Linked DNA regions of Mus musculus: region 2 is linked to region 1. The links are chromatin loops, found by intact Hi-C in ENCODE. Cell type or tissue: heart. All regions are shown on one strand.

The links. Peaks named below come from ENCODE experiments on the same cell type or tissue, not always from the same donor. Only the 100,000 strongest peaks of a DNase experiment are listed, where the experiment ranks them.
Region 2: it touches region 1 in a loop (2.2-fold over the local background); 1 of 42 quality-filtered maps calls a loop at or near these places.

What each region holds. Positions count from the first base shown.
Region 1 is chr17:29,715,010-29,719,009 of GRCm38, reverse strand. Ccdc167 (coiled-coil domain containing 167) reads left to right here and starts at 1,993. Exons shown (of 4, transcript NM_026782.2): 1 at 1,993-2,076. The coding sequence starts at 2,035. In heart, no CTCF peak of the experiment used is centred here; a DNase peak (open chromatin) is centred at 1,949; H3K4me3 peaks cover 1,572 bases; H3K27ac peaks cover 1,742 bases.
Region 2 is chr17:29,613,048-29,617,047 of GRCm38, reverse strand. Rnf8 (ring finger protein 8) reads right to left here and starts at 2,259. Exons shown (of 8, transcript NM_021419.2): 1 at 1,970-2,259. The coding sequence starts at 2,080. Gm28043 (predicted gene, 28043) reads right to left here and starts at 2,259. Exons shown (of 28, transcript NR_132314.1): 1 at 1,970-2,259. In heart, CTCF peaks have their summits at 2,477 and 3,376 (motif pointing left); a DNase peak (open chromatin) is centred at 2,217; H3K4me3 peaks cover 2,128 bases; H3K27ac peaks cover 1,657 bases.

The sequences.
Region 1 (4,000 bases):
GGGAAGAGATGAGACCCACATGAGGCACACCCAGAGTTCTGTGGCTTTTTCTTGGTGCCAGAGAAACACAGAAGGAGCCACTTCTAAAAGAACACAGTGCTTCTCCTTCTCGTCTTCTCACCTCCCCTGGGCCAGCGCCTGTGATAATTGGGAAGCAGAGTCTGTTTTTTCTGGGACGGAACCAATGCTGGAAGGGTTGTTGATTGACAGCTGATAGACAATGTTCTCGAGGAAGATTTTCTTGTGCCGGGTGTTAAGCTGAGAACTGCACTAAACAACTTCAGCAGCCTGCGTCCTGTTCAGGTAGAATTTACTACCTGTTCCCTCTGCAGGTCGCAGTCAGGCAGCCAAGTGAGATGGTATCTCAGGTCCCTTCCAGCCCCATCACTCAAGGGCTCTATCATGAAGAAAACACAGATCTGAAAAAAATTTTTTTTCTCCTCCAAACACTGAGGTGGGGTTATTATTCACATAGAGAAACGGACTCGGGAGTGGAGATAAGTGGGTAGAAACAAGGAGCTTCGATTCTGGTCTCATCATCTCTGACCTAGTAATTCCACGGGGGCAAATTTATCTTTAGAAAGAGACACGGAAGGACAGAGCTGTGTGTGCACACAGGCCTGCTCTGTTCCCGAAGCAGAGAGGCCCTGCGGTGTGAGATAATATCCAGTACAAGAATGGAACGTAGGTACCTGAGGGATCTATGGCAGCTTTTTGAACCACATCCCCACTCTTTCAGACAACATCTATCTACTTTTAGTTTTTTTGCCATACCACAATTTTTTAAAAATTAATTATTATTATTATTATTATTATTATTAAGGTTTCACTGTTGTCCAGGCTGATTTCAAAACTGTGGACTCTAAATGATGCACCACCTCACTATCCTAAATAATTGAGACTACTCATATGTCCACCATGCTCAGCTAACTTTTTTCTTTTAATAAAAAAAACAAAAACAAAAAAACCATAGCACTTCACAGATGCTAAAGGTACTGACTTGTAGCTAGAGAAAGTACCCAAGATGCTGAAGGGGTCTGCAACACTATAGGTGGAACAACAATATGTACTAACCAGTACCCCCCGGAGCTTGTGTCTCTAGCTGCATATGTAGCAGAAGATGGCCTAGTCGGCCATCATTGGGAAGAGAGGCCCCTTGGTCTTGCAAACTTTATATGCCCCAGTACAGGGGAATGCCAGGGCCAAGAAGTAGGAGTGGGTGGGTAGGGGAGCAGGGCGGGGGGAGGGTATAGGGAACTTGCAGGATAGCATTTGAAATGTAAATTTTAAAAATATCTAATTAAAAAAATGAAAAAGAAAAGGTACTGACTTGTAAAACTTTGGTGGCAGCTCTATGTCTATGTCCTGTGGTAGGGTTATAGTCAAAACATCTCCAAGTCCAAGGTCTAAACACTCTAAAATCCTAAGCATGAACAAGCCTCTAAAAGAAAGCCAGAAGCCCAGGTAAGACCTAGGAATCTCAGGCTAATATGGTGTGCTGCGAGCCTTCTTCATGCCTTCCGTGATGTCTGCAGGCTGTTCTCATTTCACCAGAAAACAAGCTAATGCGAAAGAACACAGGACAGAAAGGATTAACGGTGCAAGACCATATTAGATCCCAAAGGGCAGAGCAGTTCAAGTTGGGACTGAAGGGCCAGGGCTTGCAGGCTGAGCCTTGCAGGAGCAAGAACATTTGAACGAGGATAGCCTAAAAAACGGTGCAGGGATGCCCTGAGGGATGCAAGAAGGAAGATGTTTGAAAAGAAAGAAGGAAGTTAAGATAAAAGCTCTCAAGTACGTAAAGAGGTCTCCACTCACGGGTAGACCTGAAACTGCTTCCCTGCACATCTTATACCCGGAGGCCGCCCCTCACAAACATGGCCGCTGCAGGATGGACGCGCCCCTTAACAAGATGGCGACGCAGAAGTCCCGCCTCCTTCCTCTGCACCGACCAATGAAAAAGAAGCACGAGGTCCTGCGCGTGCGTAGTGCGACTTAATGGGCTGGTCCAGCGCGGAAAAGACAGCAAGCAATATGACTAAAAAGAAGCGGGAGAATCTTGGTGTCGCTCAGGAGGTGAGGGGGAGAAGTCGGGTTCGAGTCACGTGGTTAGTCACTGTGTTCCGACGCAGGGGCGTCGATCGGCCCGGCGGCTGCGACGTCGAGGGTCAGATGGAGGAAGCGAGGGCGACGTGGCTTTGGGAGAGGCTGTGAAGGGAGGTGAAGGGTCACGATGAGGAAGGCAGGGATGGAGCTGAGAACCATCAGCTCCATCCCTGGTCAGGGGAGTCCCAAAGAAGACAGGCCATAGTGGGTATTCTAAAAGGAGAGACTCGGAGACTAAGGGAGACTTTAGCAGAAAGAGACAGGTGGGAACCAAAGGTGTTCGGGACTTGTAGGTGAGGGACCACCATGGAGCTAATAAGACTCCAGGGTGAGTGCGAGGCTATTATTCAGTATACTGCTAGTGGCTTAAACGTCTCCAGAGAGGGGAAGTTTTTCCTGTGGGGTATCAGCCTTGTAGCTTGAGGATCTTTGGAAATCTGCAGAGATTCCTAGAATTGGTGTTTGGGAAGGCCTTTAAAATAGTTTGTCATGCATGGAAAAAAAGCCGTCTGATGCATGTTTCGTTTGCATGTTCAATGAATTGTTGCATGTCTGTTATGCTCGTATAGACGAGGGAACTGAGGGTCTACGTGGAACTCAGGACATAGGTGGCACATGGTTATAGTCCCAGGGCTCAGAGATCTAAGCCAGCCTGGGATACAGAGCAACACTGCAAGGAAACGAAAAGGCGGAAGCCAGCTTAAAGTGGTGAAGGTGATAGAGCAGGGAATAATGCTCAGGTGGGCTTCCTGGAAGTGGGGACTCGTTTCCTCTCCCTTACAACGAAGGCATGTTCAGCCTGGGCCCTTGGGCCACTGGTGTTCCAGTACATCTAGGAATGTGATACAGCATGCTTGTAGATGACAGCATCAGGCTTCAATGTCAAAATATTGGACGCCCTCGAGGCATCCTCCCAGAGGTTACTTATCTCCTCAGTGATCCCTTTTTTGTTTGTTTGTTTGTTTGTTTTTTTCAGACAGGATTTCTCTGTGTAGTCCTGGCTGTCCTGGAACTCACTCTGTAGACCAGGCTGGCCTCGAACTCAGAAATTCGCCTGCCTCTGCCTCCCAAGTGCTGGGATTAAAGGCGTGTGCCACCATGCCTGGCTGCATTTTTGTTCTCTTTAGTGGTGGTTTGCTACTTTGAGGGATCCGTAAGCACCGCGCTGACGTGCTGTCTAGTGCTCCAGGACTGTGATGGGGCTTAGAGCGACAATCGGTTTGTTACATAAACCATTTTTCAGGTGTGGAACAACTCAGTATTATGTGGTCCTTTGGGCAGTGAGTTCAACGCTAATGAGAACTGTACGTTTATTAAATAAGATCTCTTTAACAGAAGTACACACCAGAGAACATTGTATGAGTTGATGATAACGTTGACCAGAGCATTATGGAAGCCCAGCCCACTTCAGTATTTGTTAATGAATGTTATCTCAGTTTTAAAGAATATAAGTACTGGGGTTGGAGAGAAGGTTCAGTAGTTAAGAGCACGGGCTGTTCTTGCCTCTCCGGACACCAGATATGTATGTGGTGCACAAACATATAAGCAAAACATTCGTAAGAACTCGTATGGCTAGTTCTGGTGACATAATGCCTGTAACCCAGCACTTGGGAATCAGGGGAAGATCACAAAACCTTCATAGCTCAACCCTTGCTACATGTGATCCTGGCTCAAATACACAAACAAAAAGTATAGCAATCACATAATCAGTCTGTCTTAATATGAAGGTGGCCGTGGGCAGTGTGACTGTAGCAGCTCCGGTGAGACCTCATTTAAAGCTAATTGTGTGCTTAGGCGGCTGAGGTAGGAAGCTCGTGAGTTTAAGGTCAGCGTAGACAATAGTGAGAAAACCAAAACCCACTTCTTCGTAAGAAGAGGAGGTGGCATATATTCT
Region 2 (4,000 bases), 100 kb after region 1:
CTTTAGCTGTTATGATTGGCTGATACCAGGCACACCTCTCAAAACCTTTTGCAAACCCACCTGGGCTATATCACCTGAGATCCACAGTCAGATCTCATCCTGGCTTTGAGTCAAACTCTTTATACACCCTGCAGGCTATGCTCCAAACGCTGCCTGCAACCTGACTTTGCAGGTCACCAGGCAGGCTTGCTTCCCTTACACACAGGCCCCCAAGGCCCTCAGTCTTCAGCTTTCTCTTGGTTTGTCTGAGTCTTGCCCCATAGATGTAATTCCACACAGATCAAAGGAACAGTACTGAGTATGTTCAATAGTGCTTTACGGTCGGTCCTCTTGCCCTCGTTACTCCAGGAGTGCCCAACTAGCCAGGAGTAATAGATTAGTCCACAGAACTGAGTCTCAGTGAACAAGTCAACACTTAAGTTTCCCTCTAGGGTTGTGAGAGACTAGTAAATGCTCAGGGATCAGATTAATGAAGATGAAAAATAGTAAGACCTCATAGGTAAAAATAAACAGCCCTCTAATGCCTAATTTAAAGCAGGACCTGCTCTAGAATATCACTAAATAAGCCACACCTTGGCCCACCCAGACGTTCTCAGGCTCCTTCACTGTGTAAATTCTCTTCCCCTGGTTCAAACCATAAATCCCTACATTCGCCTCTCAATTGAGAATATGCAGCTTATCAGAAAAACCGAACTTACCAATTCACTGAATTTATCTTATATGATGTTTCAGGGTTATTATTCTTGCAAGGAAACACCATGACCAAAAAGCAAGTTGGGGAAGAAAGGGTTTGGGTTTTTTTTTTTTTTTTCAGCTTACACTTCTGAAGTGCAGTCCCTCATCAATGGAAGTCAGGACAAAAACTCACACAGGGCAGGAACCTGGAGGCGGGAGCTGATGCAGAGGCCATGGAGGGGTGCTGCTGACTGGTTTGTTCAGCCTGCTTTCTTATAGAACACAGGTGCACCAGCCAAGGGACAACCCCACTCACAATGGGCTGGGCCCTCCCCTATCAATCACTAATTAAGAAAATGCCTTACAGCTGGATCTTATGGAGACATTTGCTCAATTAAGTTTCCCTCTTTTCAGAGGACTCTGGTTTGTGTGCCAAGTTGACAAAAGACCAGCCAGTACACATGACCAACATTCAGTACTGTACAGGCTTTCCAAAACCTCAAGGATTCTACATTGCAAGCGCATCCCTGACCCAGTTCTGCTTCCAGAGCAGACTGCAAGGATTGAAAGCCCACAACAGCACCCAGCACCTCTCCCCCACTTAGAACTGTTCCTCCCACTTTGTCTTTGTTTCTAATTTTGCGTTTGTGGAGCTGCAGATACAGCTCATTTGGTAGAGTCCTTGCCTTCCAAGTTCTGTGACCCTGCGTTCAATCCCCAGCACCGGCCTTTTAAGTCAGCTTTACATTGTGAGCAGTTTCTGGAGAGAAGGCTGACCCACTTCAGGAGTGGCCCACCCCGACGCTCCAGTTCCCCTCGGAGATGGAATGGAAGACTTTTATTTTCAGTATTACAGTTCGAGGGGTTTAGGCATGCTACCCTTAAACTCCTGATCACACTTAAAATCAACTCCAGAGAGTCCACGCCCTCCGCAGCCTTCCAGGCGTCCATCTTCAGACTCCCTAGACAGGTTCGCCACTCCTAGGAATCAGTGGGGACGCCTCTGCCTCAGTTTCTCCGTCTCTGATAGACCCTTAACTGGGACAGTGCCTGTTCTCGACCCCATCCTTCTCCTCGCTGGGAGGCCCGCGTCCGTTACAGCGGCTCCGGCACGGGTCCCGCTCCCGCGCAGCCGCCCTCCAGCTCGGGCCTCAAGCCGCGGACTCGCCTGGCCTCGCGGCCCGGTCCCTCCGGGCCCTGAGGTGGCCGGAGCCCGCTGCCTCGGCGCCTCCCCGCCGACCGGTGTGCGCGGCCTTCCCCCGCTCCCGCAGCTCGCCAGGCCTCTCGCCCTCACCTCAGTCCCAGCCTCCAGCTGCAGCCACTCGCAGTCCATCCCCAGCCGCCGCAAGCACCAGCTCCGGCGGGCCGCGAGCTGCCCCGAGACCAAGGGGTCGGGCTCGCCCATGGCCCGACCGGCACTGGGGCAGCGTTCAGCAACCAGCCAACCTCTAGCCTGAGCTCCGGCCGCCTCCGAGGTTCCTCTCGCGCAACTTAATCTACACACAAGACAGAAGCAATCGCCCGGGGATCGACCGCGTTGAGAGCGCGGGCCCGCCCCAGGCCTGGGAAGGCGGGCAGTGCGCGTGCGCAGCGGGAGGCGGGCGGGAAGTGCGCAGGTGTGAGCCTGAAGAAGGACGAGCGTAACGTCTGCTGCGGACAAAATCCTAAACTAAAGCATAGATTTTAGGACTTGGAGGATGGCTCAACGAGTAAAGCTACTTGCTGGCAAGCGTGGAGACGATGCTCAGGCTTCACCTATATGGTGGCTGGGGAAAACTGACTTTTCAAATTGGCCTCTGACTTCCAAATGCGCACCCTAGCGGGTGGGTGTGGGTGTGCGCGCGCGCCTGTGTGCGCGCAGAGTAATAAACACTTAAAAGTTATAGATTAAAAATTATAGTAAACAACAGAAACACTCTCTTTCCTTGGGTTCGTGAGTATAATAATGACTTTCCCAATACCTTCTTTCCTCTCTGCGCTCTCCAAAGCCAGTACCCCAGATCCAGCAGCAATGAACCTGAACCTTTATTTGTATCCCACCCCTTTTTCCTTTGGCAGAGTGTGGTGGAGGATGAGGAGTTCAAGGGCATCTACCGCTATGCAGTGAGTTAGAGGCCAGCCTGGGATATGAGACCGTGTCTACAAAACAAACAAAAATTGCTTTATAACACGGTGATGACGGCCATAACCATTTTATTGAGAACTATAGCCTACTTTGGGTTGGGAGTAGGAGATTCTGAACATTGAACACACAGCCAAGGATGTACTCTGTAGCTAAATTATACCTCCACCCCATTATAACCCACTTTTGAGTGATTTAGAAAAGTCTGATCATTTTAAGGTTGATTCAGTCTATTCCTATTTAGCATCTATTTGTTTTTCATGACCTCATTTTGTTTCTGAATCTTTAAAAATTATACCAGGCAAATCTGTAGAGATGGATCGCATTACCTGGGGCTCATACAGGGTACAGAAGGAATGGAAATGGGCTTGAAGGGGCTAGGGAGATGAAACTCTCCCTTCTCTCTCCACGCTGAAGTTTGGGTGTTTAAGATATGTGTGTATGGGCTGGAGAGATGGCTCAGCGGTTAAGAGCACGGACTGCTCTTCTGAAGATCCTGAGTTCAAATCCCAGCAACCACATGGTGGCTCACAACCACCCGAAAGGAGATCATGAGATCTGGTGCCCTCTTCTGGTGTGTCTGAAAACAGCAACAGTGTACTTACATATAATAAATAAATCTTAAAAAAAATAAAAAAAAGATATATGTGTACATGTTTTGCCTGCATGTATGTCTCTGAGCCAAGTGCATGCCCAATGGCTGCAGAAACCAGAAGAGGTTGTTGGATCCCCTGGAACTGGAGTTTATTATTTTTATGGATTGTTTTGGTTCGGTTTATTTTTATGTATGTGTCTTGCCAACATGTATGTATGTACCACGCGTGTGCCTAGTGCCTGTGATGTCCAGAAGAGGATATCAGATCCCCTGGAGCTGAGGTAACAGATAGTGAGCCATCATGTGGGTGCTGGGCACCAAAGCCATGTCCTCTGGATGAGCAGCTCATCTTGATGTGCCATTTCTCGTACCTGATGTTGTTTTTTGTTGTTGTTGTTGTTTCGAGACAGAGTTTCTCTGTATAGCCCTGGCTGTCCTGGAACTCACTTTGTAGACCAGGCTGGCCTCGAACTCAGAAATCTGTCTGCCTCTGCCTCCCAAGTGCTGGGATTTAAAGGCATGCACCACCACTACTCGGCTGTTTTTTGTTTTGTTTTGTTTTTTTGATTTATTTATTATTATGTGTAAGAACACTGTTGCTGTCTTCA